7 separate regions of the Homo sapiens genome follow, and regions 2, 3, 4, 5, 6 and 7 are each linked to region 1. Evidence: read pairs that join two places in POLR2A ChIA-PET (ENCODE). Cell type or tissue: CD4-positive, alpha-beta T cell. All regions are shown on one strand.

Region 1 (4,000 bases):
CAGCCCCTCTTCAAAGCTCCAGTTTAAATAAACCTCTGACAAAAGGGTGAGTTATTCAACAGATTACCAGCATGAGTAACTGATGCTTACCTGCCGGGGATCTCTGGAAGACCATGCATGGCACATGCCCAGTTATGCCTGCAAAGGAGAGGGAGCTGGGGTATTTGTCCACCAGCTCCCATCTGTCATTGGCTGAGAGCTGCTTCCAGGAGCATTAATTCTCCAGCACTTCCAGCTACTCCAGGAAAAAAAAAATTCTTCAACTGAGAGTTGGAGGTGTTGAGAGACTCTGGCACACCAAGAAGACAGGAACAGGACACCAACAGTGGCTGATGATACACTGCCAAGGTCACACAGCTAGTTAGCAACAGATCTATAGTGGAATCCAGACAGTGTCTCCATCACCCAGGCTCTCTGTAGTGATCTGCGCTTCACATCCGAGGCAGGCAGAGGGATGGTGTGGGCCTTAGATGGGAAGGCTGGGAACCTGAAGCTCCTATGTCTGTATCACTTTTGCTTCTCTGAGTAGCTGCCCTGATTTCACACTTGAGGGGCTTGGCCATTTTAGATTCCTTCCTGCTCTAGGAGCCTACATACTACACTGGAAATGATGGGGAGCTCTCTACCTCACATGCAGCCTGATGTTTGTTAGAAACACCTCCTTGCGCCAGGCATGATGGCTCATGGCTGTAATCCCAGCAATTTGGGAGGCTGAGGCGGGTGTATCACTTGAGGTGAGGAGTTCAAGACCAGCCTGGCCAATATGGTGAAACCCTATCTCTACCAAAAAATAAAAAATTAGCCGGGTGTGGTGGTGGGTGCCTGTAATCTCAGCTACTTGGGAGGCTGAGTTGGTAGAATTGCTTCAACCTGGGACGCGGAGGTTGCAGTGAGCTGAGATTGTGCCATTGCACTCCAGCTTGGATGACAGAGTGAGACCCTGTCTCAGGAAAAAAAAAAAAAAACAAAAAAAACCTTGTTCTAAGCCAAAATCAATCCCTTTAGCTGCCCAAATCACACAGTTTACAGATGGAGAAACAGTTTTAGAGAGGAAAAGGGACTTGCCCAAAGTCACCCAGAGAATGGCAGAGCCTGAACTAGCCTTCTGGACTTCTTGCCTCCAAAAGCTCTTTATAATAAAATATAATTTTAAATAAAAATAGTTATCTGTTTAGGGCCAAGCAATATGCTAAGTGCCGTCCAGCCACTGTGTCATTTACGTCTCCAAACAGCTCTAGTTGGGAGGCTCAATGATTATCCCAATTTTACAGATAAGGAAACAGGTCCAGAGAGGTTGAGGATTAGCCTAGAACCACACAGCTAGGAAATCCTGGAGCCAGGATTTGAACCCGGGTCTGACCTAAGAGCTCCCAGCCGCCGTGATATATCAGCTTATGTCATCCTGACACCTACGCAGATGTCGGCTCGAATCCACTTTGCCTGAGCATTGTCTCAGAGAAATCTAATTTAAAAATTAGGCAGCAAATAGAAAATATATTTGACTGCTAGAGATGCAATGGGACTGGGAGCCCAACAAAGGATCTTAGGCAAAAGAAATCCAAGTTGTTGGCCTCAGCAACTATTACTGAACTGGCTGGGCTTTGGGAAGCTACAGAGGGATGAGAAGACCTGGTGGATCAGGTGGGCCCAACTCAGGCTGGCCCCCACCCTGCAGGAAGTAGGAAAAGTCCAGGGTCATAGGCCCAGTGAGATGCCGGCTGCGGGAGTTTCAGCCTCCGGGGCTGGACCAGAGGGCAGGAGGGGACGCCCCTGGGTAGCAGCGCCAGAGTGGGCTGAGTGGCCTGGGCCCCTGCGGGGGAGCTTTCAGAGATGTTGATTTGGGGGTACTCCCTCAGCCCTGCCTTTACACAGAATTTGTGGGGGATGAGGGGAGGGGGAAAGGGGGGAGGAAGGCAGTGAGTGCATCTGAATTTTTTTTTTTTTTTTACAAAAAGTGGCTTATTGCATTTTTCTGATTACTCTATCAGCACGTGCAGACCTTTTCCTATTCAGAGAAAGCCTGAAGATATAAAGAGGAAAGTGAAGAAAAACCACCGGAAATCCCATCCCCGCCCCAGCATCTGGCACTGTGTGGGCGATCACGAAATGAGCGCTTGTTTTTGAAGGCGTAGTATCTCCGTGAACATCCGGTTGAACAACCTTTCTGACTTTATTTTTCCCACGAAAGTTATTAATTAAAAAACAAAAAGCAAAACACCGAAAAAACAAAAAACCCAGCAAGTGTTTGAGCTCCCACCACGAGGGAGGCCTGACGTCACTGGATCCTCCCGGCAGCCGATGAGGCTGCATGGGACTTGCCCACGATGTGCTGTTACCGAGTGGCATAGCCAGGCTTCAAACCAGAGTCCTAGCTAACCGCCCTGTATATACCATGGGCTCATCATCTTCCCTGGTTCCAGCTCAGAACAGAGACTCAGAGGAACAAGGGCTCTGCGCTCACCCTGCCTGGTTAGGTCCAGCCTTTCCAATTCCAAGCTGTGTGACCATGGGAAAAGTGTTTGCCCACTCTGGGCCTAAATTTCCTCCTTGGTAAAAGGCACACAAGAGCAGTACTCTGCACGCCACAGTGGTGGGGTGAGCAGCAGATGACGTGGTGGGTGGAGGCCAGGTGACACCAGGCTGCTCTCAAGCTTAACTTGCCTGTGATGGTGGCGGGACCGTGTCAGTTCTTCCACCAAATCCCACCTGTTTCCACGACGTTTATTGACAAGTCAGGGGCACCGCCCCGGGTGGAGGGGGTGTGAAGAGGAAGTCAGCTCCCTGGTCCCTGCTGCCCTCTGGTGACCACATCAGCATCAGCACCTGCTCCATCCCAGCAGCTCCAGGTCCAGGCCGTGCCCAGAAAACTTGGCCTGGGAGATTCCCCACCCGCCCTGCCCCGATCCCACCTCTCTTCCATCTCTGCATTTTCCAGAAATTCCCCCAGCACCAGACAAAAGAGCCTAATGTCCATTAGATATGCTGTGTGGCGCCAGGCCAGCGTGTAACCTCTCTGTGCTTGATTCGTTATCTGTAAAATGGGAATCATTATAATATCTGCCTCATGTAGCTATTGTGAGAATTAAATATGTTAGTACCTGTGAGGTCCTTAGAACTATGCCTGCGGCTGGGCACAGTGGCTCACGCCTGTAATCCCAGCACTATGGGAGGCCAAGGTGGGCAGATTGCCTGAGGTAGGCGTTTGAGACCAGCCTGGCCAACATGGTGAAACCCTGTCTCTATTAAAAATACAAAAATCAGCCAGACATGGTGGCGGGTGCCTGTAATCCCAGCTACTCGGGAGGATGAGGCAGGAGAATTGCCTGAACCCAGGAGGCAGAGGTTGCAGCAAGCGGAGATTGTGCCACTGCACTCCAGCCTGGGCAACAAGTGGGACTCTGTCTCAAAAAAAAAGAACTATGCCTGCAAATAGTTAATGCCTTAAAAGTATTTGCTAACATTCTTCTTCTTCTTCTTTTTTTTTTTTTTTTGAGACAGGGTCTTTCTCTGTCACCCAGGCTGGAGCGCAGTGGCCCAATCCCGGCTCACTGCAGCCTTGAACACCTGGGCTCATGTGATTCTCCCACTTCAGCCTCTCAAGTAGCTGTGACCACAGGTGCACACACCACTAAGCCTGGCTAATTTGTTTTTTAATTTTTTGTAGAGACAGGGAATCACTATGTTGCCTAGGCTAGTCCCAGACTCCTAGGGTTCAAGCAATCCATCCACCTCGGCCTCCCAAAGTGCTAGGATTACAGATGTGAGCCACCATGCCTAGTCTGCTAACATTATCCTTAATATTACACTGAATATGTCTGTGGATTTTGTGGGAGGTGAGGGTATAAAACATAATTAGAGGAAATAATGACATTCTAAATTTAATTTGACTTTATTACAAAAAGGGCAGAATGGAGCAACAGTAATCCAGGACAAAAAATTGTCCCAATCCCATCATTCAACCCACTTGTGTTTGTATCTGTTTGTGCCACTTCTGTGTGTT
Region 2 (4,000 bases), 160 kb before region 1:
TCCTGTTTACCTGCTCTCACAGGTAAACAATGGGGGTGGTGTCTTGGAGTCTTATCTAAATTCTCTTGTGGGGGTGGGGGGTGATTCTTTGCAGTAAACTTTTTTCCACAACACAAAAGGGTGAGAGCAATTCCTTTTTACTTTTTTCCGGGGACACAAGACTCAGGGAAAATTCAACATTGTCACTACTCAAGGGTGGAAACTTAGTGTAGCACATAACCATGAGGATTCTAAACCTGTGGCTGCTGAGTTCAAACACCAGCATCCCAGTGAGCCTGGTGGGTTAGGAGATCTTTCTGTGCTTTACTTGCTCCCTCCCTGATATGGTTTGGCTGTGTCCCCACCCAAATCTCATCTTGAATTGTAGCTCCCATAATTCCGTGTTGCGGAAGGGCCCAGTAGGAGATAACTGAATGATAGGGGAGGTTCCCCTCATACTGTTCTCCTGGTAGTGAATATGACTCATGAGATCTGATGGTTTTATAAGCGGTTTCCCTTTTCACTTGGTTCTCATTATCTCGTCTTCCACCATGTAAAACGTGCCTTTCACCTTCCACCATGATTTTGAGGCCTCCCCAGCCATGTGGAACTGTGAATCCATTAAACCTTTTTGTTTGTAAATTGCCCAGTCTCGGGTATGTCTTTATCAGCAGCATGAAAGCGGACTAATACACTCCCTAAAATGGGGATGAGCATGATCATTACAATAGCTACGATCCTCATATTTTTAAAGTATTTTAGCACCGTACCTAGAATCCACTAATCTATGAACTGATCCTGAGCAAGCCTGTTTCCTACTCAGACCCCAAGCTCAGTACGAACATAACTTTCCATGCCTCTGTGCAATGCTGCAAAAGGCGTGCATACTTGGAGTCCACAGGAGTGTGTGCTCAAAACACAAAAGTCCCAGTGACCACGCACCACTCGGCATCAAAGCAAAGGTGGCAGGAGTGTGTCCCCTGGCCACTTGCCTTCTCACTCGAACAGACTGTGGATGCAGCACTTGCTCGTGGGTAATTGTGGATCTGACTTTCCAAAAGTACAAGTATGTGGCCACTTTAATCACTGAGCCTCAGTTTCGCTCTCTGTAAAATAGGGAGAACTAATAATCCTAGCTGCAGAGATTAAATGGTGGATGCAAACAGCCTTGTACGAAGTTGTTATCTGTGCAGAGGAAAAAGCGGTATCACTAGCGTGGAAGGACCCAGAGGATACAGCCAAGCCTTTCTGTCTTCTCCATCCCCCGGCCTTTTAAACAGCAGTGGGGCGGGGCCACGGCATCGATCACTCGGCGCTCCTCCAGGCACTGCGTCGTGATCAGACGAGCGGTGAGCGATCGATACTCCTATGCTAGCCTCTGGCTCCTCAGGGGACACAGCCGAGTGGTCGGACCAAACGCAACGAGTCTTCGCCAGCCCAAAGGCGACTCGACACCGTCCCAGCTGAAGAGAGGTTAGTCTGAGCAACTCGAGAGCGGAGTCAGCTCCAGTTCCTCAGAAGTGGAGAGGCCGGGTTCAGAGGCATAGACCGCGCAGGCGTCATGTGAAGCAGCCAAGCCCGGCCTCGCGCGTGCGCCTTGGAAAACCCCGAGGGTGGCTCGAGTTGCCGCATGCGCTCTGAGAATGCAATTTAGCTCGTCGCCGGCCTGCCCTGCGGGAGGATAAAGGGAAAGGTTCCGCGCGTGCGTATGCTCGTCTCTTGGCAGTGGTTTTGCGCATGCGTGAGGGCAGGCCCTTACGGCGGGCTGCTGTGCGCTTTAGCGGTTCTTGGCGTCGCGTTGGTGTAGGCCTAGTGCGCCTGCGCGGGTTTTATACTCTGCTATATGTGTGTCCGCTGCTTTTAGGCAACCAGCCGCTGCCCCTGGGCCGCAAGGCAGGCTGGAAACGATTCCGCCGTCAGGTCCCAAATATGAGCCGCGAGAAATGCAGCCCCGGGGAAGGCGCTGAGGAGGGAAGGGGGTCTGAGGCCTCGGGGCTCAAGGCCAGTGCGGGGTACGGGGGACCCTCTGGGGCCTGGGTGTGTGACTGCCCTAAGGAAAGGTGCTTGTAGCTCGGTAGGACTTAACGATGGGCATCGGTGCGTTTCCCGGCAACGGTAGGAATCGCCGTGCTCAGGAGGACTCGGGAGCAAGCCCGGGGACAGGAGGTGCGCAGGCGTTGGGGCCACACGGACGACCCAAACACAAGACTGTGTGCCCCTTAGAGAGCCAAAGGGATCCCTGTGCCATGAATTAAAGCTTTCTGGAAAATGTTCCAAACTTTCCTGGGAAGTTTTACGAAGCTCTTGTTTTTGCACAATTTTTGTGGAATACTGCCATAATAACATTGAGGAGATTAGAGAACTGGACCGCCTGTTCCCAGAAAGCTAGGTGTAGGCTGATCTGTCCTGGAAGCCCCTTTTGGGAGGCTTTCTCATGACCAGCATGGTGCTTGCAGAGTGCCCACCCTGAGACCCTCTGCAAATCACAGTGAGGCTCTCGGAGAGGCCATTCCACCCAGCCACCTTAAAGAATACTCAGGGAGGTGCTTTAGAGGAGTTGATGTTTAAAAATAATTTAAGGCTGGGCGCGGTGCCTCACACCTGTAATCCCAGCCCTTTGGGAGGCCGAGACAGGCCGATCACTTCAGGTCAGGAGTTCACAAGACCAGCCTGACCAACATGGCGCAACCCCGTCTCTACTAAAAATAAAAAATTAGCTGAGTGTGGTGGTGCACATCTGTAATCACAGCTGCTTGGGCGGCTGAGGCAGGAGAATTGCTTGAACCTGGGAAGCGGAGGTTGCAGTGAGCCAAGATTGGGCCAGTGCACTCCAGCCTGGGTGACAGAGCGAGACTCCGTCTCAAAAAAAATAATAAAAATAATTTGAGAGAATCCTAGGATGACAGGGCAGTGGCTTCCAAGAGGGATATATCCCATAACCTACCAGGGACCTACTTTGCCAGTTTGCATAGTGAATTCTGCCTGGATGGTGAATTTATAAAGTCCAGGCCTGAGTCTATTCCGGCTGTTTTATACAGGTTATACTTGGCTCCTTTTTGTTTAGTACGACCAACAAGAAGGCTTTTATAAGATTCATTTTAGTCTTATTTATAAATCCAGGAGAAAAACCACTCAGAGGTTAGCACATAACAGCCTATATTCTGACCTTCTTTGCAAGATCATTTCATACACCAGCAGACAAGACTTTATGTAAGGAGCATTTAGGGGCTGAATCAAGTCCACTCAAAAGCTGTTTTATGCAACCCACACTTGATCTCCCCCTGAAAGCTGTTCCAGGTTATGAGGCCAGTTCACAAAGCCAGGACATAAGCCCACTCAAGCTGTTTCTATACCTGACCGCCCCCCTCCCCACAAAAATAAATAAAGCCTTCTCTGGGCCGGGCGTGGCGGCTCACACCTGTAATCTGAGCACTTTGGGAAGCCAAGCAGATCACCCTGAGGTCAGGAGTTCAAAACCAGCCTGGGCAACAGAGTGAAACCCCGTCTCTACTAAAAATAGAAAAACTAGCCAGGCACAGTGGCGGGCACCTGTAATCCCAGCTACTCAGAAGGCAGAGGCAGGAGAATTGCTTGAACTTGAGAGGCAGAGGTTGCAGTGAGGCGGGATCGCACCATTGCACTCCAGCCTGAGTGACAGAAAGACTCTGTCTCAAAAAAAATAAAAATAAAAAAACCTTCTGTGATCAACAAGAGGTCTTTGAAGGCCAATACCTGTTGAGCTCTGGGAGACTGATTTGTAAAGTGAAGATACGAGGCCACTCAGGCTTTTTGATATGGCCCACATTTGGGTTACGGTAGGTGTCAGTTTGCCTAGAATAACACCAGTTTTTTACTGATGCAGACATAAATATTAATAGCATCTTGGTTTGGATGACCCACCTATACCTGGCCACTAGAAGGCTATCTGTACAACTCCCAATAAACCCTTTTATGTAGAGCTCTCGAAGGCCAGTCTGTGGCACCACTCTCAAAGACTGCTTCACACATCTTTTTTCTTCTT
Region 3 (4,000 bases), 190 kb before region 1:
AATGTCAAAGATTTACGTGCTAACTGTTGATTTCTCCCTTATGAAGAGTCCCACGTGGAGATTCCCAGCAGCCATCCATGTTGAGCTTCCGATGCTGCTACTCACAAACCAGGCTCCTTCTATCTGTGGATCTGCCATCTTTGAGGGCAAGCATCAGCAAACTGTTCTATAAAGAGCCAGATAATAGAAGTTTTTGCCTTTGTAGGTCACAGGGTCTCTGACACAGTGAGTGTACTCTGCCCTTACGGCACAAATGCACCAACAGGGAATACACAAATGAATGGATGTGGCTGTGTTCCAGTAGAACTTTACTTATGAAATCAGACCACAGGCAGAATCTAGCTCATGCACCATAGTGTGCCAACCCTGTCTTGGGTATTAGAGTCTTCTGCCGAATCCTCACATCCAGCCAGCAGTCAGGGGAAGAGTAGAAGGGGACTCGTGGGGAAGGTTTCAGTAGATCAAGTCTGGAAGTAATGACATTACTCACGCCTGCATTCTGCTGGCCAGAACTTGGTCACATAGCCACATATGACAGCAACGTGGGCTGGAAAATATAGATTATGTACCCAGGAGGAAAAGGAAAGGGACTTTGGTGAATGCACAGGAGTCCCTGCCATGCACACTTTATGTATTAATACATCCTCTCACTCACTAAGAGATAGGAAGGAAGAAGTTATAAGTGGCCCCATTATACAGGTGAGCATATTGAGGCTTGAGGAGGCCTAGAGACTAGCTGGGGTCACAGAGTCAGTGGAAATGTCTGTCTATAATTAACCTCCACAAGCAGAGTCTTGAGGGTGAAGATAAAAAGGCACGTAACTCGGGCTGGGCACAGTGGCTCACCCCTGTAATCCCAGCACTTTGAGAGGCCGAGGCAGGTGGATCACGAGGTCAGGAGTTCAAGACCAGCCTGGCCAATATGGTGAAACCCTGTCTCTACTAAAAATACAAAAATTAGCTGGGCATGGTGGTGCGTGCCTGCAGTCCCAGGTACTTGGGAGGCTGGGGCAGAAGAATCACTTGAACCTGGGAGTCAGAGGCTGCAGTGAGCCGAGATCACACCACTGTACCCCAGCCTGGCTGACAGTGACAAAGCAAGGCTCTGTCTCAAAAAAAAAAAAAAAAATGGCAAGTAACTCAATCTTAGGGGAGGGGAACTCCACAAAGGACCATGAGTTTGGGCTAAAACCTGCCTAAGCCACAAACCTAGGTGCTGTGCTGATTTTTCCCTGTCCCTCACCTAATACAGCTTGTAAATCCAGGCAAGAGGGTCCCCACACCTTGGAGGACACTGGGCGGCTCCCCCCAGACCCCCACATCCTAGCACAGAACCCAGGGAAGTCAGAAAAGACCTGATGCAAACCTGGCCTTTCAGGTCACTATGAAGAGAGATTTCTCAGGGCAGGAGGACAGAACGGATTTCATGTCATAGTGTTGTTAGCTTGATATATAACTTGTAAATATTGCACACAGGGTATGTGAACCTCCATTTACACACAAGCCTCAACCTGCCAAGAGTGGGGTTGAGGGTTGCTCTTGGTGCCCCCAGGCACAAGGCAGTGACCCTGAAGCCAGACCACCTGGATCTGAACCTCAGCTCTGCCACTGCCCAGCTGTGGGCTCTCGAGTAATTTACTTAGCCCTTTTGTCTCAGTTTCCCCATGTTAAAATGGAGATAATAACAGTTCTAACCTCATAGGGTTGTGGTGGGGATTTAACTGAGTTAAAATTTGAAAAGCGACCCGGCATGGTGGCTCATGCCTGTAATCGCAGCACTTTGGGAGGCCAAGGTGAGAGAATCACTTGAGCTTAGGAGTTCAAGACCAGCCTGGGCAACACGGCAAGACCCCTGTCTCTATAAAATATTAAAAAATTAGCCAGGTGGTGGCGCACCCTGTAGTCCCAGCTACTAGGAGGCTGAGGATGGAGGATTGCTTGAGCCCAGGAGTTTCTTCAATCTGGCAGACAGAGCAAGACCTTGTCCTAACAAAATAATAATAATTTGAAAAGCACTTAGAATTGTGCCTGGCATGAGTAAAGGTTCTGTTAAATAAATAAATTGCCCCCTGCCCAGCCCGCTGCTGCAGATCCCAGCCTCTCCGTTCATCTGGAGGGCAACATCAAGTGAGTAACCAATGTCATCAGCTTGTGGCATTTCTTCTCTCTCTGAAAGTCATAGCCCTGAGGTGGCAGTTACTGTCTCTTGCTGGTCCTGCAAAGCAACCTGTTCAAATGCCAACTGCCACATGTCACCTTAGCTGGCAGAAGTTGTTCCACCTGGTAATAGCCCAGAAATTATGATGCTTTGCTGTTCTACACGAAAGTACAGGCTGGGGCTATTTGTAAGCTTTGGCACCTGCCACTCTAGGCAAAGCAGATGGCAGAGATAAAAATCCAGGGCCAGGCAGGCTGATAAAGAGCTGGCCTTCATTACACAGGATGCGGTTGAAATGCATCAGCTCTTTCCTGCCTGCAGACGGATCCACCTGCCCTCCCGCGCCTGGCTGAGGAGGGGCGCAACGGATGGAGTATATTATCTCTTCTGTCTCATTCAGCTTCTGGTGAATGGAAAGAGATGGGCAGGAGGCGACCCAGGAAGGGGCTCAAGGTCAACCTCAGCCTCAGTCCAACCCTAAAATCCTCCCCCAGATTCCAGACCCTGGACCCCATCACTCCTCAAGTAAGGAGGAGATATTAATTGGTCCATTCTGGTTGAAGGTCAATGTCATAGATCAGGTGGTTCTCAGGCAGGGCTGCATATTAAAATGACCTGGGAGATTTTTATAAAGTGCTTGTGTTCTGACCTTACTCCATGAAAGTGAATCAGACCCTCTTAGGGTGGGGACCTGACATTGGTCATTTTTAAAATCTCACCAGGTGATTCAAATGCGCAGTCACGGGTGAAAGCCTTGGACCTAGATTTTAATTCTGATTAAACCTTCACTATCATATACCTGCTCTGGCCAGGCTGTGGTATTTTATTTCATCCTCACAGATAATCTGACAAGATGGGTCTTATCATCTTGGTATTACAATAAACCAAGGCTCAGAAGAGAAGCGATTCAGCAGATGCACCTGAGAGCAAGCGCTTAACTGGAGCAATACCCTGAGAATGACGCTATGGTCTAAGAAGAATGTGTGTTCAGAGTTCCACGCTAAGGAATCTGGGAGTGGCCAACGTGCAGATTCATTCCTTATCTACGAGGAACATCTGAAACCCAGCCCATCCCATGAAACATAGGCCATACAGGGGATGGAGGCTCTTTGTTTTGGGTTAAATGAAGGTTGTCAGGAGGAGGCTGTTAGGGGTGCTAGTGCACTAAGTGAAATTGCTAGAGTGCTAAGTGGAAATACTATATAATCTGCAAGCTTTTTACAAATGGTAGTGGTTCTCCTGTCTAGCCCGCCACTACTGGACTGCCCAGTATGTAAGTCCCCTTAATAAACCCTATATCTTGTTTGCTGGTTCCAGTTCTCTTCTTCAGCCTCTTTTTATTTTATTTTATTTTTTTGAGACGGAATCTCACTCTGTCGCCCAGGCTGGAGTGCAGTGGCAAGATCTCGGCTCACTGCAACTTCGCCTCCCAGGTTCAAGCCATTCTCCTGCCTCAGCCTTCTGAGTAGCGGGGATGAGAGGTGCCCGCCAACACACCCAGCTAATTTTTGTATTTTTAATAGAGACCGGGTTTCACCATGTTGGCCAGGCTGGTCTTGAACTCCTGACCTCAAGTGATCCGCCCACCTTGGCCTCCCAACATGCTAGGATTAGCATGCAAGCCACCGCACCCAGCCCTTGGGCCTCTTGAACACGGTGCCATCCTTACTGAAATCAATTGAAGTCTGGCACAACACCAAGGTCACACAGCCAAAAGCAGCAGCAATAGTCTTAAAACTCCACCTTCAGGGTCCCCTGTCACCTCTAACTTAGCTTCCCACGCCTAGAGTATGGGAGCCTGATTGACAATGTTCACCTTACTGTCCTCAGGTTTTTCCATTC
Region 4 (4,000 bases), 140 kb before region 1:
CTCCAGCAACGCACTCGCTACCGAACAAGCCTGGCCCTGTCACTCCCAACTCACCCCCACCCCAGGGCTTCCCACCACCCTTAGGTCCAAGAGCCAAGCCCCTAATACGCGTATCTCCCGGGCTGCCCTCCGTCTGCTCGCCTCGCAATCTTTGTGCTCAGATGGCCCTGGCCTTAGCTTCTTGAGTGCACCTGCTGGCCACAGGGCCACTGCCGGGCTGATGATCCTCCCACCCCAGGCTCCAGGCAACTCCCACACAGCCTTCAGCTCAAGTGTCACTTCCTCAGCAGCTGAGGGCCGGTTCCTCTGGGACAGCTGTCATAAAGCCATGTTTCCTTTCCATCTGTACCAGGACTGCAGTGAGATGACCGTCTCACTGATCTCGGGCTCCCCCTCCAGACCATGGCCCCATGGGAGCGGCCACCAGCTCTGGCTGTGCTCACTCCTGTGTCCGCAGCACCTGCTGTGGGGCCCAGCACTTGGCAGGCCTGTGATAAACACCCACGGGAAGATGAAGTAGACCTTGCACTGATCCCAAAGGAATGCCTGACACTAAGCAAGTTCAAGCTCAGACTGAGGCAGGAGCTGCATTTATTTTTTATTTATTTATTTGAGACAGAGTTTCGCTCTTGTTGCCCAGGCTAGATCATGCAATGGCACGATCTCAGCTCACTGCAACCTCTGCTTCCAGGGTTCAAGCGATTCTTCTGCCTCAGCTTCCCGAGTACCTGGGATTACAGATGCCCGCCACCACACCCAGCTAACTTTTTTATATTTTTAGTAGAGACAGGGTTTCACCATATCGGCCAGGCTGGTCTCAAACTCCTGACTTCAAGTGATCTACCCGCCTTGGCCTCCCAAAATGCTGGAATTACAGGTTTGAGCCACTGCACCCAGCCAAGCTGCATTTACTGAACACCTGCTATGTGCCTGAAACTGCACCCAAGGCTCACCATTCATGACCCACTCAGTCCTCTGAGGGCCCATCAGGGGAGGGGCAGGAGGGATGCCCTAGCCCTCAAAGACGACGACAGCCCAGGTGATCTCCCAGGCGCCTCGCCACAACACTTGGAAGTCAGGACCTCGTGTAGGGAGCAGTCCTGGGGTGTATGGAGGTGCGCCGATCAGCAGACGCCCAGCTCCCATGAGCCGCGCTTGCTCTCAGAGGCCTCCCCGCTGACCCCAACCACCTACCACCCCTGGGCCTTCTCCTGGACGGACAGCTGCCTCAGCACCTCCATGCCGGGCCAGTCTCACACAGGACTGGCTGTCCAGGAGTGACGTGTCCTTGGGGTGATATACCCACCTGGAAGGGCCTTGTCAGTGGGCCCCTGGCTATTTCTGTGGGAAGCCCTGTGTCTGAGAGGCCAAGGATCAGACACTGACATGTGGTCTCTCTGATCGAGGTGCTGCCCTAGGAAGACCTGTCCTGGGTAAGTGAGCACCCGCCCCGGTTCTCAGTGATTCCTCCAGAGTGCCGCAGACCTCAAGGCAACCCTTACCAGGCCATGTAGGTCAGAGAGCACTGGACCCTCACAGAAAACACCTGGAGCTGGCAATGTCCCCATCCTGCAGATGAGGAAACAGTCTCCGCAACGAGAAGCTGCTCACCACAGGCAGCGGAGGAACCTGGAGGAGTCTCACCACACAGCCCCTGCCACATTAGCTTCGTTCCTTCGTCCTCCTGAGGGCCCCAGCAGGCCAGGCAGTCAACAAGAAGCCTCTCTAGGGCTACTGCCCAGCGCCAGTGCTGAGGGCCCCCTGCTACTTCTGCAGCGCTCCTGCAGGTGGCAGCTCCCGGATCCTCTGTCCACCCTCCCTCGAGCTCAGAGGCGCCCTGCAGAAGGTGGTGCCAGCACTGCCACCGAACTGAGAAAGGCACAGAGTACAAGCGCCTGCAGCCACAGCTCACCGCCACAGACTCCAGGGCGGGGCCTCTCCTATCCACCACCGCCCTCTCCAGACACCAAGGGCAGACAAAGGGCAAGTCAAACCATAAAGCTGGGGGCACGCCCTGCAAGCCATGCACAATGGTGGCAGCATGTGCTAGGCATGGTGCTCTTGGGTGCAAAGCAGGGTGCAAAGTGTTGTGTACTGGGATGTTGGGGCACTCGGCTCTAGGGTCTGGGATAACAGGTGACTTCAGTGGGTTTCTTTATGCATCTCAACATGTTCTAATCCTCCTGTAATGAGCAGATATTTCCTGTAACATTTTTTGTAAGTTTTAAATGCTGTTCCTCTGCAACCTCATCCACCTGTCCAGTCATCCATTCAGCAAGCATTTATTGAGCAGTTGAGGTGCCAGGCACTACATTCTGCAATGGGGACCAGCCATGAAGAGGTCATAACCCCTACCCTTAAAAAACTTGGCCTGTGGCCGGGCACGCTGGCTCACGCCTGTCATCCCAGCACTTTGGGAGGCTGAGGCAGGCGGATCACCTGAGGTCAGGAGTTCGAGACCAGCCTGGTCAACATGGAGGAACCCCGTCTCTACTAAAAATAGAAAAATTAGCCGGGTGTGATGGCGCATGCTTGTGATTCCAGCTACTTGGGAGGCTGAGGCAGGAGAATCGCTTGAATCCGGGAGGTTGAGGTTGCGGTGAGCCAAGATTGCACCATTGCACTCCAGCCTGGGCAACAAGAGCAAAACTCCATCTTAAAAAAAAAAAAAAAATTGGCCTGAAGAGGGGCTGCACCACAAGCGAGAATGGTCAGTTATAACCTGAGTAGCCCTAGAACATTCCCTAGTGCCAAATACAGCCTGGAGGGCAAGAACAACTGTGACAAAGCCATTGATGGGAGCTGCAGTCCCCAAACCGGGGCCTGAACTCGGCCCTGCCACTCTCAGGGTGTCCGACGTCATCCAGACCCCTGAGCTGTCAGCTAAAAACTAAGCTATGGAGCCACTGCAGGGCAGCAGACAGCCTCCAAGACATGACATACGGGAACGCGCCCAGCAGATCCTGCACTCACCAGGAGCTCCCAGCCCTGCCCTCACCCCATGACCTCTCCACCCTGTCTTCCCATCAGGTACCCCAGGAACTGAATTCGGGTCAGGTTCCTGGGACAGGCCCACCCTAAATAGAAATCAGTAACTCAGAACACAGACTTCCCCAACCCAGACGCGAGCCTTCCTGAAAAGGAAGCGGAGAATCGCTGCAGCCACAAGCAGCAGCCTCTGGCCACGAGTCCGACCACCAAGTGAGGAAGCGGGGACCCGGCGTGAGTGCGTCCTCAACACACATGGGCACAAGCACCTGGGAGGCACAGCTGTGGTCAACTCGGCAAACACTGAGCTGTTGAAAACAGGGGTGCCTTTTGTGGAAAAAGAACTGAAACATTTGTTCTGCTCCATTCAGCAGGACTAGACGTGGGGGTGGGGGCAACATCTAGAAACTGGAGCTGCAGTGGGGCCTGTCCCAGATGTCACAGCTCCTTTCCTGAAGCAGGTCTATGCCTCTTCTAAGCACTGGCCCTGAGGAACTCACTGCTGACAAAAACAACAGTGGTAATGTCACCAATTCCTCTGCCGCCTCCCCCGCGAGCCAGCCAGCCTAGCACCGAGCACATTACTGTGAGGTCCCATTCCCGCTCCTGACACACCCAGCCCCGAAGGGGAAACAACGACTCCCCTCTTACAAGGAACATGAGGTCACCTGGCTCAGGGTTCAGACCCGGGTTAGATGTTAGAGCCACACTCTCAGCCACGGAACTGCCCTGCCTTGCAGTCTGTGGGCTAGAGCCTTGATCCTGGGGCCCAAGTCCCTGGGCGCGGCTCCTGGCTCTGCCATTCTGGCTGTGGCATCCTGAACACATCATCTGGGTGAACGGGGAGTGGGAGGCAGGAGGAGTGAGGCCCAAGTCCTCCCCACGGGGTCACTGCTGGAATGCATGAAAGCAGATAAGGGATCCGAGAAGGCCGGGCTCCTCAGACATCAGTTGGCTACAAGTACGATTTTGGAGAAAAAACTGTTATTCACTTGAAAAAGTGAACCAGGCT
Region 5 (4,000 bases), 84 kb after region 1:
GCATTCACCTGCCCTGTGCATGTCTGGACTCACGGAGCTCACCCATGTGCACAAGTGTGCACAGTAAACGTGTTTGTGGTCAACAGATGACAACAGCCGTCCTCCCTCCTAGGGTCTTGTGTTGCAAGTTGGTCCACAGCATCTCCGGGGCTTTGTGGGATCAGGGCATTGCCTGTGACTGAGGCGGAGCCCAGCCCTCCAGCGTCTGCCTCCAGGAGCTGCAAGAAGTCCATATTGTTCCTTATCACCTGCCAACAGGAAGCGAAAGGGGATGGAGTGAGCCCATGGTGACCTCGGGAATGGCAATTTTTTGGGCGGCCCCTGGACGAAGGTCTGAATCCCGACTCTGATACCTTCTGGCTGTGCTACCTGAGCCAAGTCGCCTCCCCTCTCTGGGCTAGAGTTTCCTTATCCAGACAGTGGGGAAGGCATGACACACCTGGGGGAAATTGGCGATGTCACCCGTGTACGGTACGCAGCCCAGAGCAGACCCTCAATAAACGTCAGCTTCCTTCCTTCTGCGGCCAGAGCCGAGGCGGGCGGGGGTGAGAACATCAATCGTCAGCGACAGCCTGGGCACCCGCGGGGCCGTCCCGCCTGCAGAGGGCCACTCGGGGGGGTTTCCAGGCTTAAAATCAGTCCGTTTCGTCTCTTGGAAACAGCTCCCCACCAACCAAGATTTCTTTTTCTAACTTCTGCTACTAAGTTTTTAAAAATTCCCTTTATGCACCCAAGAGATATTTATTAAACACCAATTACGTAGCAGGCCATGGCTCATGGGACCCACCCCCCGTGGCACTCATGGAGGGGGCTGCAGGTTGGAACTATGCAGTGTGCTCCGGCCACACATCCTGCTGGGCCCCCTACCCTGCCCCAATTCAATCCTGCCAATAAATCCTGTCTTATTTGTTCATCCTGGAGAATTGAAGGGAGGTCAAGTTGTTTGTCAATGATTTGTCAGAGAACCTGTTGAAATGTGAATTAAGAAGCTAAGAAAATATTTCTTAGCAACATTTTCTTTTTCTTTTTTTTTTTTTTCTTTTGAGACAGAGTCTCACTCTCGTCGCCCAGGCTGGAATGCAGTGGTGCGATCTCGGCTCTCTGCAACCTCTGTCTCCCGGGTTCAAGCGATTTCCTGCGTCAGCCCCAGAGTAGCTGGAATTACAGGCACACACCACCACGCCTGGCTAATTTTTGTATTTTTAGTAGAGCTGGGGCCACCCTGGCCCGGCCCCGTCTTCCTCCCCAAAGGTCAGACTGCAGGCTGCAGGGCTGTGCTGGAGGAGCCAGCTCTAGCTCACCCATGCTTTTGCAACAGGGTCGGGTTGGAAGTCAGCACAGGTCAGTCCTGCGGAAGGTTCCTTCGTGACTCATCTGTGAAGTGGGGTGGTTGGGAGAGGTAGCTGAGAGAATGCATGAGAGTCCTCGGTGCCTGGCAGGAGGCTGGAAGGTTCTAGAACACTGATGGTTATAAGAGTGGGACTGTGAGCCTGGGATCGGGGGGTGTGAGACTTGGATGGGAGCACAAGAGTGGAAACACAGCTTCTGCACGGAGCAGGCGCAGCCCTCAACACCCCGTGCACCTGCACCCTAGGGACTCTTGGGTCCAGATGTGCTGTGGTTTTCACACCTTCTTGGGGGCAACAGGTTCCAGGAGCCACCTGTGGGTGCCACCTGAGCCACAGGCTCCCAGGAAAGCAGCACAGCTCTCCTGCACCCAGAGCTTGCTGGGTGGCGGAGGGGAACACAGATGGTTGGGGAAGGCCTGAGGCCAGATTGGGGGACTCTGGACTGGGGCAGATGAGGCTCCTCAGAATCCCACCTTTGAAGGGAACTCAGCTTATAAACACAGAGGAGCAAAGTTGGAGGGCCGGGCGTAGTGGCTCACACCTGTGATCTCAGCACTTTGGGAGGCCAAGGAAGGTGGATCACTTGAGGCCAGGAGTTCGAGACCAGCCTGGGCAACATAGCAAGGCCCCATCTCTACAAAAATTATTATTTTTTAAAAAAATTAGCCAGGTGTGGTGGTGCTTGCCTATAGTCCCAGCTACTCGGGAGGCTAAGGTGGGAGGATCGCTGGAGCCCAGGAATTTGAGGCTGCAGTGAGCTGTGATTACACCGTTGCACTCCAGCCTGGGTCACAGATCAAGACCCTGTCTCTTAAAAATAAAAGTTGGAGACAAGAGCTGGCTCACCTGAAAGGAGGGATTAGTAGGTAGGAGGGTGGATGGAGGATGGATGGATGTGTGGGTGGATAGGAAGATGGTATTAAGTTGGTGCAAAAGTCTTTGATATTACTCTTAATGGCTTTAATAAAAAGCTTGAAGGAAGAATGATTGGTTGGATAGACAGAGATAAATGCATACTGGAAACAAAGATAAAGATAAAACACAAGTTATACCAGGCCAGCAACTCTATTTTGTTCACTGCCTTTAGTCCCAGCCTGGCACATAGTAGGCACTCAATAAAGCCTGATTTGTAGCATTTGCTTATTTCCATGGTGTAATTTCATGCTCCTGATTTGAGTCTAAACACAGAGTTGGGAAGAGATATGCACAATCTGCCCTCCTGGCTGGTATGAGTGAGTCCCAGCTCACCGATGGTAGCCCAGAGAGAACATCAAGAGGAGTAGGGGGCTTCAGGGAGGAGGTGGTGTTGGTTGGACTTCGAAAAATGAATAGGAGGCTGGGAGTGGTGGCTCATGACTGTAATCCTAGCACTTTGGGAGGCCGAGGCGGGCAGATCATTAGAGGTCAGGAGTTTGAGACCAGCCTGGGCAACGTGGTGAAACCCAGTCTCTACTAAAAATACAAAAATTAGCTGGGTGCGGTGGCGGGTGCCTGTAACCCCAGCTACTCAGGAGGCTGAGGCAGGAGAATCTGAGAGATGGAGGTTGCAGCGAGCAGAGATCACACCACTGCACTCCAGCCTGGGTGACAGAGCGAGACTACGTCTCATAAAAAAAAAAAAAAAGGAAAAATGAATAGGCGTTGTTACATGTACCAGCTATTTGGGGCAGAGGGAAGAGCTTGGACAAAGGCCTGGAGGTACGACCAAGGGTCAGGAGCAAGTGGGACAGGCGCTCCTCGCCCTCCAAAGACCAGGCCAGAATTGCTGACAAGACTCACTGAAGAGGAAGGGGGACCGATAGCAACGTCACTTTCCCAGCTGCCGCATTCCTCACCTTGCCGTCTGCAAGCTCTGAGGGGCAGAGTCATCCGTCTGACAGATGAAATGAAGGCACAGCTCAGGCTGGTGACCTGCCTGAGGTCACACACTGAATGAGTGGTCGGAGCTGGAACCAGAACTCTGGGCTTCTGATGCCACTTTCAGCTCTTTTTCACCTTGCTCTGCTGGAACGTACCTAGATCAAGAGGTGAGGAAGGTTTAGCAGACGCCGTGGGTGCCTGCTGCATCTGCCTGTGCAGCAGTTTGGAGACGTGGCTGACCCCAGCTCTGGGAGTGGCTATGTGAACCAGGCCTGCCCAGTAGGACATTTCTTCCCCCTGGCAACAGTACAGTTTAGGGACAGACATACCCTAGCTGGTCCATGCTCTCTTTCTGCTGGGATTACTAAGCTGTAAGGAGGGTACTGGGAGGGGCAGCAAGAAACACACAAGAAAGCAGAGCTGAGAGATGGTAATAGCTCTTGAGATCCCGGATCCAGCCATGCCTGAAACCACGTTTCTCCTGGACCGTTTAGATACATGAGTATGGAAGTCATTATGCTGTTCACCATATGCTGGGCACATGGCAGGATTGTACATCCTGACCCTCTGTAGCCAGATGGGGCCATGTGACTGGCTGGGACTGGGCAGTTGTGAGCAGAAGTGATAAGTCTCACTTCTGGGCAGAGCATTTTTCAGATGGCTACCACACCCCCTGGGGTGTTTTTCCTCTGTCACAGAGACAGATGATGATGGTGACTGCTCCATCTGCCTGGGCACCTGGGTCCTTGAGCAAGGAGATACGGACTGAAGTTTCAGTTCACTTGTGATAG
Region 6 (4,000 bases), 190 kb before region 1:
GGGGACTGTGGGGACGTATCATGTTTGTGCCAGGCTCACAGGCGTGCCTCTGGAAACACAGGCCTAGCGCTACCAGATCTCTTTATCCAGACAAGCTGCAAATCTAAATCTGAACTTTCAAGAGAAATTTGAAATAATCTATCTTTTATTTTCGATGTTGTTGTTGTTGTTGTTTTGGTTTTCTGAGACAGGGTCTTTCTCTGTTGCCCAGGCTGGAGTGCAGTGGCATGATCATAGCTCACTGGGCTCAAGTGATTCTCCCGCCTCAGCCTCCTAAGTAGCTGGGACTACAGATGAGTGCCACCACGCCTGGCTAATTTTTTATTTTCGTAGAGATGGGGGTCTTGCTATGCTGTCCAGGCTAGCCTCAAACACCTGGCCTCAAGCAATCCTCCCACCTCAGCCTCCCAAAGTGCTGGGATTACAGGTGTGAGCCACCACACCCAGCCTCAGTCTTTTAAATTTTGGAAATCCATCAGAAAAAATTAAAACACTACATGGGCCAAACCAAACGGCTGTGAGCAGGATTCAGCTCAAGTGGGGATGAGTTAGGGTTTCCGGGCTTGGAGGCAGCCTCTTCTCCAGGGTCCTGCTTCCTCCCCAGGGAGGTGCCAGGAAGCACAACCCCAAGACCCACAGCCCAGGATCCCACTACTCCCTCTCTCTCTTCTCTCTCCCCCAGCCACAGGAAGTCTCTCTGCAACTGGGAGAGGAGTTCTGTTCTCCCCACTGTGGCTCCAAAACCCTTGGTGGTACCTCAAATCCCCTCCAACCCCTTAGTTCTTCTGAGGACTCTCTAAATTCTCCTAAAAGAGAAGAAAAGCCAGAAAGATGTATGAGCTATTTCTTGTTCCCCTTCTGCTATATCCCTCCCCTGAGGCAACAGCTGCCTGTTTTGATGAGAAGGAAAAGGAAGAACAAGAGGAAAGAAAAACAACCGAAAAAGATAAAATAATATATCAAAGCATTATGATGCTTTGTGCACAAAAGCAGATAGGAGGAGGGGAGGGAGGGGGACAGAGCACAGGGAAGTTAGGTCACGGGACCACAGATAGGATTGAGGCCATTCCTCCGAGTCCTGGGGCTCTCTGTGGAGATGGGAAGATGGAGGGAGAACTGGGTTAGATGGGATGGTTGGGAAGTGACATTTGAGCCGAAACCTGAAGGATAAAGGAGCCAGCCATGCAACCAACCCGGGAGAAGGCCCGTTCCTCTGCTTCCTTCCCAAGCAGACGCTCTCTGCTGCTCTGAGAGCTCACCTGGGACCCCAGACTCTCTTCCAGGAACAGAAAGTGCAAAGATCCCAAGGCATTTTCAAAGGGAGCAAGGAGGCCCAGCACGAGACGGGAGAGGGACGGCAGGTGAGGCAGGGAGCAGCCAGTCATGGTAGGGGGTTTGGGTTTTGATGTAATGCCATTTGGAGGGTGGTGAGCCTGCAAAGGGCATGAACTGATTATTTCATAGTTTTATGAGATCATGCTGGCTGCAGTGTGGAGAGTATACTGTAGGGGGCGCGAGAGCGGCAGCTGGGACCCAGTTAGGAGCTGTGGGAGTTGTCTGGGCGGGAGGTGGCGTTGGTTCAGACCCTGACACTAAAGCAGGAACTGGAGCCTAGTGCTCAGTTGTAAGGCGTATTTTGGAAATGCTGCTGGTTGGACCCGCTGATGGAGGGCATGGAAAAAAAGGATTCAGCGACGAGTCCTTGTTTCTTGCCTTGAATATTGTAGAGTGTCAACTTGTGTCATTCACTCATCTCTTTATTCAGCAAATATTTATTGAATGCCTACTACGTATGAGGCATTGGGCTGGATCCTGGGGAGCTACAGAGATCAGGAATACAGGGTTGATGGCCCCAGAGAGCAACCCTTCAGTGACCTGGGCTTTCTGTGACCCCCGAGCTGCATATAGGGAGAGTCAAAAGGGACAACTTGTTCCCTCAAATGAAAAATTCTGCATTGATTCAGCAAACATTTACTGAGCATCTACTATGCAGCAAGTACAGTTCAGGGGCAAACGAGACAGACAAGGCCCCTGCCATCATGAAGCTCCTATGGAACAGACAGAAAACAAACATTTAAAATATCTATGTGTTTTGTTAGAAGGGTTCTGTTAGGGAGAAAAAGAAAACAAGAGAGGAGGTGCTAGGGTTTGAATGTATGTGTTCCCCCAAACTTCCTATGTTGACACCTAACCCCCAAGGTAATGGCATTAGAAGGTAGGGTCTGGAGGAGGGGATTACATCAGGAGGGTCCCACCCTCTTGCACGGGATTACAGTAGTGAATGCCCCCATCCACGGTTTCAGCTCCCTGTGGTCAACCACCATCCCAAAATATTAAATGGAAAATTCCAGAAATAAATATTCATCGGATTTTTATTACACTATAGTGTTATAATTGTTCTATCTTATTATTAGTTATTGTTGTTAATCTTTTACTGTGCCTAATTTATAAATTAAACTTCATCACAAGTATGTATGTATAGGAAAAAATGTAGTATATATAGGCTTCAGTGCTATCCGTGGTTTTAGGTATCCACTGGGGGTCTTGGAAAGTATCCCCCTAGGATAAGGCGGGGGCTACCGTAATACCCTCATAAAAGAGGCTTCAGACAGCTGCCTGGCTCTCCCACCTCTCTTGCTATGTGAGGACAGAGCATTCGTCCCCTTTTGTCCCCTTCCACCATGTAAGAACATAGTAAGAAGGCACCGTCTAGAATCAGAGTGAGCCTTCACCAGGCACTGAATCTGCCAGCGCCTTGATCTTGGACTTCCCAGCCTCCAGAACCATGAAAAATAAACTTCTATTCTTTATAAATTGCCCAGCCAGGGGTATTTTGTTACAGCAGCACAAACAGATTGAGACCAGAGGGCAGTGGGTTGGAGAGGGAGGTTATAAGAAATAGTTCTAAGAAGTGACATTTGAGCATGGATTTGAAGAGTGAGCCCCATGGAAATGGAAGATGGATGAGGAGAGAAGAGCCTGAGGGACCCCAAGGAGGGGGAGCACCTGGCATGTTCCAGAAGCAGCTGGAGGTGGAGCTGCTGGTGCACACCTGGAGAGGCAGCAGAGAGCAGGGATAGAGGGTGGAGGAATAACAGAGGCCACATTGGTATTGCCTTGTAGACCATGGTGAGCTCTCTGGATTTCATCCTGAGCGACATGGGGACTCATCAGAGGGTCCAGCTCACCAAGGTCCACTACTCTCCGCTACTCCACTGCCCTCCATCCCATCTACCAAGCCCCTCAAGTCCCAGGGAGGGCCAGACACAGCCCCTGACTCTCAGGAGCTTCTCCAGCTCACCCAGCTCATCTGGTGTCTCTGTGGGGCTGCAGCTGGCAGCGCATGTGATTTACTCGTCCCTCCCCGAGCTAGTGTATTTGGGGGCATCTGCTCCATTTTTACTGCTTTTGGCCGGGGCTTTGGTACTCCTTCACAGATCAAATCACCGCCTCCCTTCCCCACTAATCCCAACAGCTGGTTACTGCTCACCGATTCCCCTGCTCTGATTGTCAGGGGAAGAATTATAAATAAATGTGTATAAGCAAACAGATGCTGTCATTTAAAAAAATCAATCCATCTAGCAAAAATGCCCCACTTAAGACTGAAGTGGCATACTGCAGAGCATGTGTCTTGGTGGCATTTTAATGAAATCAGAAAAAACAATGGCAGAGCTCACTAACAATAGATTCCAAAAGAGAAAATGGACAAGGACAGAGAGAGAGAAGAAGTACAGACACACTGTGTGGCTCCGATGGCCAGGACCCCAGGCCATAGAAGACAGGCAAGTTTCCCTCTCTGTCCCCTACCTGCTTCTCACTTTCTCCCTTGTTCAGCCTTCCTTTGCCTCTTCAACCTGTTTATGACATCAAATCAGACTCATTTGTTATCTTTTTTGTGAGTCTCAGAAGCAGGTGGCAAAGTTTTTGCCCACCTTATGGTTTCTAGAAACCTAAATCCAGAATGAAGTCCTGCTTGTCCTCCTTGCTGTCCTAGGCACAC
Region 7 (4,000 bases), 170 kb before region 1:
ATGAGAACAGCGCCAAGCCATTCATGAGGGATCCACCCCCATAACCCAAACACCTCTCACTAGGCCCCCTCCCAACACGGCCACACTGGGCATCAAATTTCAACATGAGCTCTGGGAACAAACCATATCCAAACCACAGCACCCCTCAAGACAGCCCAGAGCTTTAAGCTTCCTCCGTGTATTCGTCTGTTCTCATGCTGCTAATAAAAACATACCTGAGACTCAGTAATTTATAAAAGAAAGAGGTTTAATTGTCTCACAGTTCCACATGGCTGAGGAGGCCTCACAATCATGGCGGAGGGCAAATGAGGAGCAAAGGCACATCTTACATGGTGGCAGGCAAAACAGCTTGTGCAGGGGAACTCCCATTTATAAAACCATCAGATCTCATGAGACTTATTCACTACCATCAGAACAGTATGGAGTAAACCACTACCATGATTCAGTTATCTCCCCCTGGCCCCATCCCTGACATGTGGGAATTATTATAATTCAAGATGAGATTTGGTGGCGAAGACCCAGCCAAACCATATCACTCCCCTAACCTCACCCTGCCCTGCTCCAGTCCTGTCCAGGTTTTCAAAAGAATCCTGGTGAGCATTGGAGATACAAAAAGCACTGGGACAAGCCTGGAGGCTGCCAGACCTGGGTCTGGTGCTTGCTGCCTATGGGGCAGTGTGCAGGGGTGTCGAGCAAGCCTATCTGCATCCAGCCATCTCCCTGGCTTCCTGCCACGTGCCCGCTCCCAAGCCATCTTCCCCTTTGCAATACTTGCCATATTCTGCCAGCCCCTAATATTATGTATTACTCCTCCTTATCTATTTTCAGGGGCATTTTTTTCACATTTTAACATATGAAATTGGAATGCACCTTGCAAACAATGATTTCATGTCATCACTATAGACTAGGTGGCCATTGTAACATAGTTGTCATTGCCTGAACATGTGCAAACTTGGTTGAAATTCCTCACGTAATGACTGGACAACAGCAATCCATCAACGCCTACTTGGCATGGAAGAAAATGCTTCCCAGTCACCCCTTGTACCACCAGCAGGAGCATCCAGACTTTGGGGAATTTTGCTCTAAATCACCACCACAGTCTCTCCTGCCTCCACCCCAGCAGACCAGCTGTTTTTTTCTTCCTGGAACAATCTCCCCTCCATGGCGAGGTATCTGAATTACCCCCTTTCCAGTTATTTGTTGCTGTGCTGTCTTAAAACTTAGCAGGATACAATAACCATTAAACTATGCTTGCAGACTCTAAGGGTTGGGAAATGGCACAGAGGAGATAGCTTGTCTCTGCTCTATGATGTCTAGGGCTCAGCTGGGAAGAGGCATATGGCTTGGGGCTAGAACCTTCCAAAGGTTCATTCATGTGAGTGCCCAGCTCCTGGGCTGGGAAGACTCCTTATGAGGGAGTGCCAGGCTCCTGAGTGCTCCAGCAAACGAACAGAAGCTGCATCGCTGTCTATGACCCAGCCTCAGAAAACCCATAGTGTCACCTCTGCCATACCCTACTCAAGCCTGCCACTCAAAGGGAGGAGCATCAAAGCATTTGCAATCATTTTTTAAAACTGCCACACCCTTCTTTACCTTTGATCTGAACCTGTGACATGTGCCTGTGGTTCTCCACATGTCACCTAACATGACACACTCCTCACAGTTATTGCTATTTATTATTTCTTTTTTTTTAGAGTCAGGGTCTTGCTCTGTTGCCCTGGCTGGAGTGCAGTGGCATGATCATAGCCCACTGCTCACTGCAGCCTCCCTTGAAGTTCAGGGCTCAAGCAATCCTCCCACCTCAGCCACTCGAGTAGCTAGAACTACAGGCATGCGCCACCACGCCCAGCTAATTTTTTTTTTTTTTTAGACGGAGTTTCGCTCTTGTTGCCCAGGCTGGAGTGCAATGGTGCCATCTCCGCTCACTGCAGACTCTGCCTCCTGGGTTCAGCAATTCTCTTGCCTCAGCCTCCCGAGTAGCTGGGATTACAGGCATACGCCATCACGCCTGGCTAATTTTGTATTTTTAGTAGACACGGGGTTTCTCCTTGTTGGTCAGGCTGGTCTCGAACTCCCAACCTCAGTTGATCTGCCTGCCTCGGCTTCCCAAAGTGCTGAGATTACAGGTGTGAGCCACTGTGCCTGGCCGAATTTTTGTTAGAGACAGGGTTTCACCATGTTAGCCAGGCTGGTCTCAAACTCCCGACCTCAAGTGATCCACCTGCCTCGGCCTCCCAAAGTGCTGGGATTACAGGCATGTGCTATCATGTCTGGCTTTTTAAAATTTCTTTGTAGAGATAGGGTCTTGCTATGTTGCCCAGGCTGTTCTCGAAATCCCAGCCTCAAGCAATCCTCCTACTTCAGCCTCCCACAGTGCTGAAATAACAGGTGTGAGCTGCTGCACCCAGTGTATTTATTAATATTACATCTTTAATTGTCTAGGACTGTGAGTTCCTAAAATCTAACTCAGATCATGTCACTCTTCTGTTCAAAACCCTCCAAGGGCTTCCCATTTCACCCATAACAAAAGCCTAAATCCTAACGACATCCGGTAAAGCCCTACAAGAGTTACCCCCAAGTTATCTCTCTGACGTCATCAGCTTCTACTCCCCAGCTTTTGCTCCCCACCACCAACCACGATGACCTCTGTGCTCCTTCTTTAGATGCCCAGCACACCTGCTGTTCCCTGTGCCTGGAACTGTCTTCCCACACATGGCCCCATATGACTTACTCTCTCACCTCCTTCAGGTTGCAGCTCAGGTGTCACCTTATCAGAGAGGATTTGAGCACTCCATGCAAACCAGCAGCCCTCACCACACACACATATAGCACCATTGTCCCCCTTCCCCTGCTTGAGTCATAATATATATAACAATGCACATAATTTTCTAATTTCCTGTTTCCCGCCACTAGAACATGGGCAGGGATTTGTGTGTTTGTCCACTGCAAAAATCGCACCAAAATTTGACATCATCCTTCATCCATACCCAAGCCTTCTGACATGTGACTTAAAGCCTCTCCCATCAAGTAATAGATTCTCTGTCAGCTGCCGTAACTCATTCCTGTAATCCCGGCACTTTGGGAGACTGAGGCAGGGGGACCACTTGAAGCCAGGAGTTTGAGACCAGCCTGGGTAACATAGTCTGGGTAACACTTCTCCAGGCATCGGCTACATTTCCAAAAATGTGGGTGCCATCTCCCTCTGTGTTTTCTGGAAAGCTAGTGAAAATGCAAAACCCTGGCCAGGCTGCTGGCTGGTAGCTGGACCTGACTCCAGAACTACTGAATCGAAATATCCAGAAGCAGTACCCAAGAACCTATATTTTAAGAATTTCCACACTGCCCACAGGGGTCCTTGGACACAGAACCGGAAGGGCAGCCTGTGCCATTACCAGCAGGTGAGTGGAGGGTTGGAATAAATAGATTCTGGGACAGAGGGAAGAACAGAGAGTGTAGCTTGAGACATTTAACTGCCTTATCTAACCATCACTACCTCCTGGGGAGGTCGGTTATCATACTGTGAAAGGAAAATAAATCTCAGGATCCCAAAATCACTAAGCCAAAGGGAAAAGTCAAGCTGGGAACGGCTTAGGGCAAACCTGCCTCCTATTCCATTCCTAAAGAAGATGGCTAGTAAGATAAAAAAGCTACATACCTCCTCACAATTTGTCCACAAGGGATTTTCTTATGGACTCAGGACAGACAGAACTCACAGTCACCCCTCCGCTCACTGAGAGAAATGCATATCTGATGGATTCCTTTGGAAAGGCTAATCAGAAACTCAAAAGAATGCAACAATTTGTCACTTATCCACCTATGACCTGGAAGCCCCTTCCCTCCTTCGAGTTGTCCTGCCTTTCCAGACCAAACCAATGTACATCTCACACATATTGATTGATGTCTCATGTCTCCCTAGAATGGATAAAACTAAGCTGTGCCCCAACCACCTTCGGCACATGTCATCAGGACCTCCTGAGGCTGTGTCACAGGCCCGTCCTTA

What was found. ChIA-PET counts read pairs that join two places held together with the same protein. Peaks named below come from ENCODE experiments on the same cell type or tissue, not always from the same donor. Only the 100,000 strongest peaks of a DNase experiment are listed, where the experiment ranks them.
Region 2: POLR2A ChIA-PET joins it to region 1 with 27 read pairs; 14 of 35 experiments call an interaction of 5 or more read pairs at or near these places.
Region 3: POLR2A ChIA-PET joins it to region 1 with 19 read pairs; 13 of 35 experiments call an interaction of 5 or more read pairs at or near these places.
Region 4: POLR2A ChIA-PET joins it to region 1 with 16 read pairs; 24 of 35 experiments call an interaction of 5 or more read pairs at or near these places.
Region 5: POLR2A ChIA-PET joins it to region 1 with 13 read pairs; 13 of 35 experiments call an interaction of 5 or more read pairs at or near these places.
Region 6: POLR2A ChIA-PET joins it to region 1 with 33 read pairs; 13 of 35 experiments call an interaction of 5 or more read pairs at or near these places.
Region 7: POLR2A ChIA-PET joins it to region 1 with 47 read pairs; 15 of 35 experiments call an interaction of 5 or more read pairs at or near these places.

The regions. Positions count from the first base shown.
Region 1 is chr16:27,365,513-27,369,512 of GRCh38, forward strand. No RefSeq gene overlaps it. Among named protein-coding and RNA genes, the nearest start is that of IL21R, 35 kb to the right of the region's middle. RefSeq lists enhancers at 1-745, 2,119-2,178, 2,209-2,288. In CD4-positive, alpha-beta T cell, a CTCF peak has its summit at 2,798 (motif pointing left); DNase peaks (open chromatin) are centred at 1,469, 2,269 and 2,679; H3K4me3 peaks cover 1,274 bases; H3K27ac peaks cover 3,803 bases.
Region 2 is chr16:27,202,185-27,206,184 of GRCh38, forward strand. It overlaps KDM8 (lysine demethylase 8), which reads left to right and starts at 1,342. Exons shown (of 8, transcript NM_024773.3): 1 at 1,342-1,452. RefSeq lists an enhancer at 1,387-1,546. In CD4-positive, alpha-beta T cell, no CTCF peak of the experiment used is centred here; a DNase peak (open chromatin) is centred at 1,657; H3K4me3 peaks cover 1,908 bases; H3K27ac peaks cover 1,866 bases.
Region 3 is chr16:27,171,814-27,175,813 of GRCh38, forward strand. It overlaps LINC02129 (long intergenic non-protein coding RNA 2129), which reads right to left. Exons shown (of 4, transcript NR_170200.1): 2 at 17-166. Among named protein-coding and RNA genes, the nearest start is that of LINC02129, 2.8 kb to the right of the region's middle. In CD4-positive, alpha-beta T cell, a CTCF peak has its summit at 2,538; DNase peaks (open chromatin) are centred at 1,143 and 2,438; H3K27ac peaks cover 2,209 bases.
Region 4 is chr16:27,228,980-27,232,979 of GRCh38, forward strand. All of the region lies in intron 5 of NSMCE1 (NSE1 component of SMC5/6 complex), which reads right to left. Among named protein-coding and RNA genes, the nearest start is that of KDM8, 27 kb to the left of the region's middle. RefSeq lists an enhancer at 3,161-3,260 and a silencer at 3,441-3,490. In CD4-positive, alpha-beta T cell, CTCF peaks have their summits at 1,750 (motif pointing right) and 1,952; DNase peaks (open chromatin) are centred at 1,892, 3,432 and 3,962; H3K4me3 peaks cover 2,449 bases; H3K27ac peaks cover 2,580 bases.
Region 5 is chr16:27,449,559-27,453,558 of GRCh38, forward strand. It overlaps IL21R (interleukin 21 receptor), which reads left to right. Exons shown (of 9, transcript NM_181078.3): 9 at 1-2,484. It overlaps IL21R-AS1 (IL21R antisense RNA 1), which reads right to left and starts at 3,835. Exons shown (of 3, transcript NR_037158.1): 1 at 3,539-3,835; 2 at 3,185-3,364; 3 at 1-248. RefSeq lists enhancers at 1-827, 488-647, 668-717, 1,058-1,207, 3,243-3,342. In CD4-positive, alpha-beta T cell, no CTCF peak of the experiment used is centred here; DNase peaks (open chromatin) are centred at 523 and 1,523; H3K4me3 peaks cover 385 bases.
Region 6 is chr16:27,178,160-27,182,159 of GRCh38, forward strand. No RefSeq gene overlaps it. Among named protein-coding and RNA genes, the nearest start is that of LINC02129, 3.6 kb to the left of the region's middle. In CD4-positive, alpha-beta T cell, CTCF peaks have their summits at 1,478 (motif pointing right) and 1,678; a DNase peak (open chromatin) is centred at 1,542; H3K27ac peaks cover 337 bases.
Region 7 is chr16:27,194,598-27,198,597 of GRCh38, forward strand. No RefSeq gene overlaps it. Among named protein-coding and RNA genes, the nearest start is that of KDM8, 6.9 kb to the right of the region's middle. In CD4-positive, alpha-beta T cell, no CTCF peak of the experiment used is centred here; a DNase peak (open chromatin) is centred at 1,564; H3K27ac peaks cover 1,241 bases.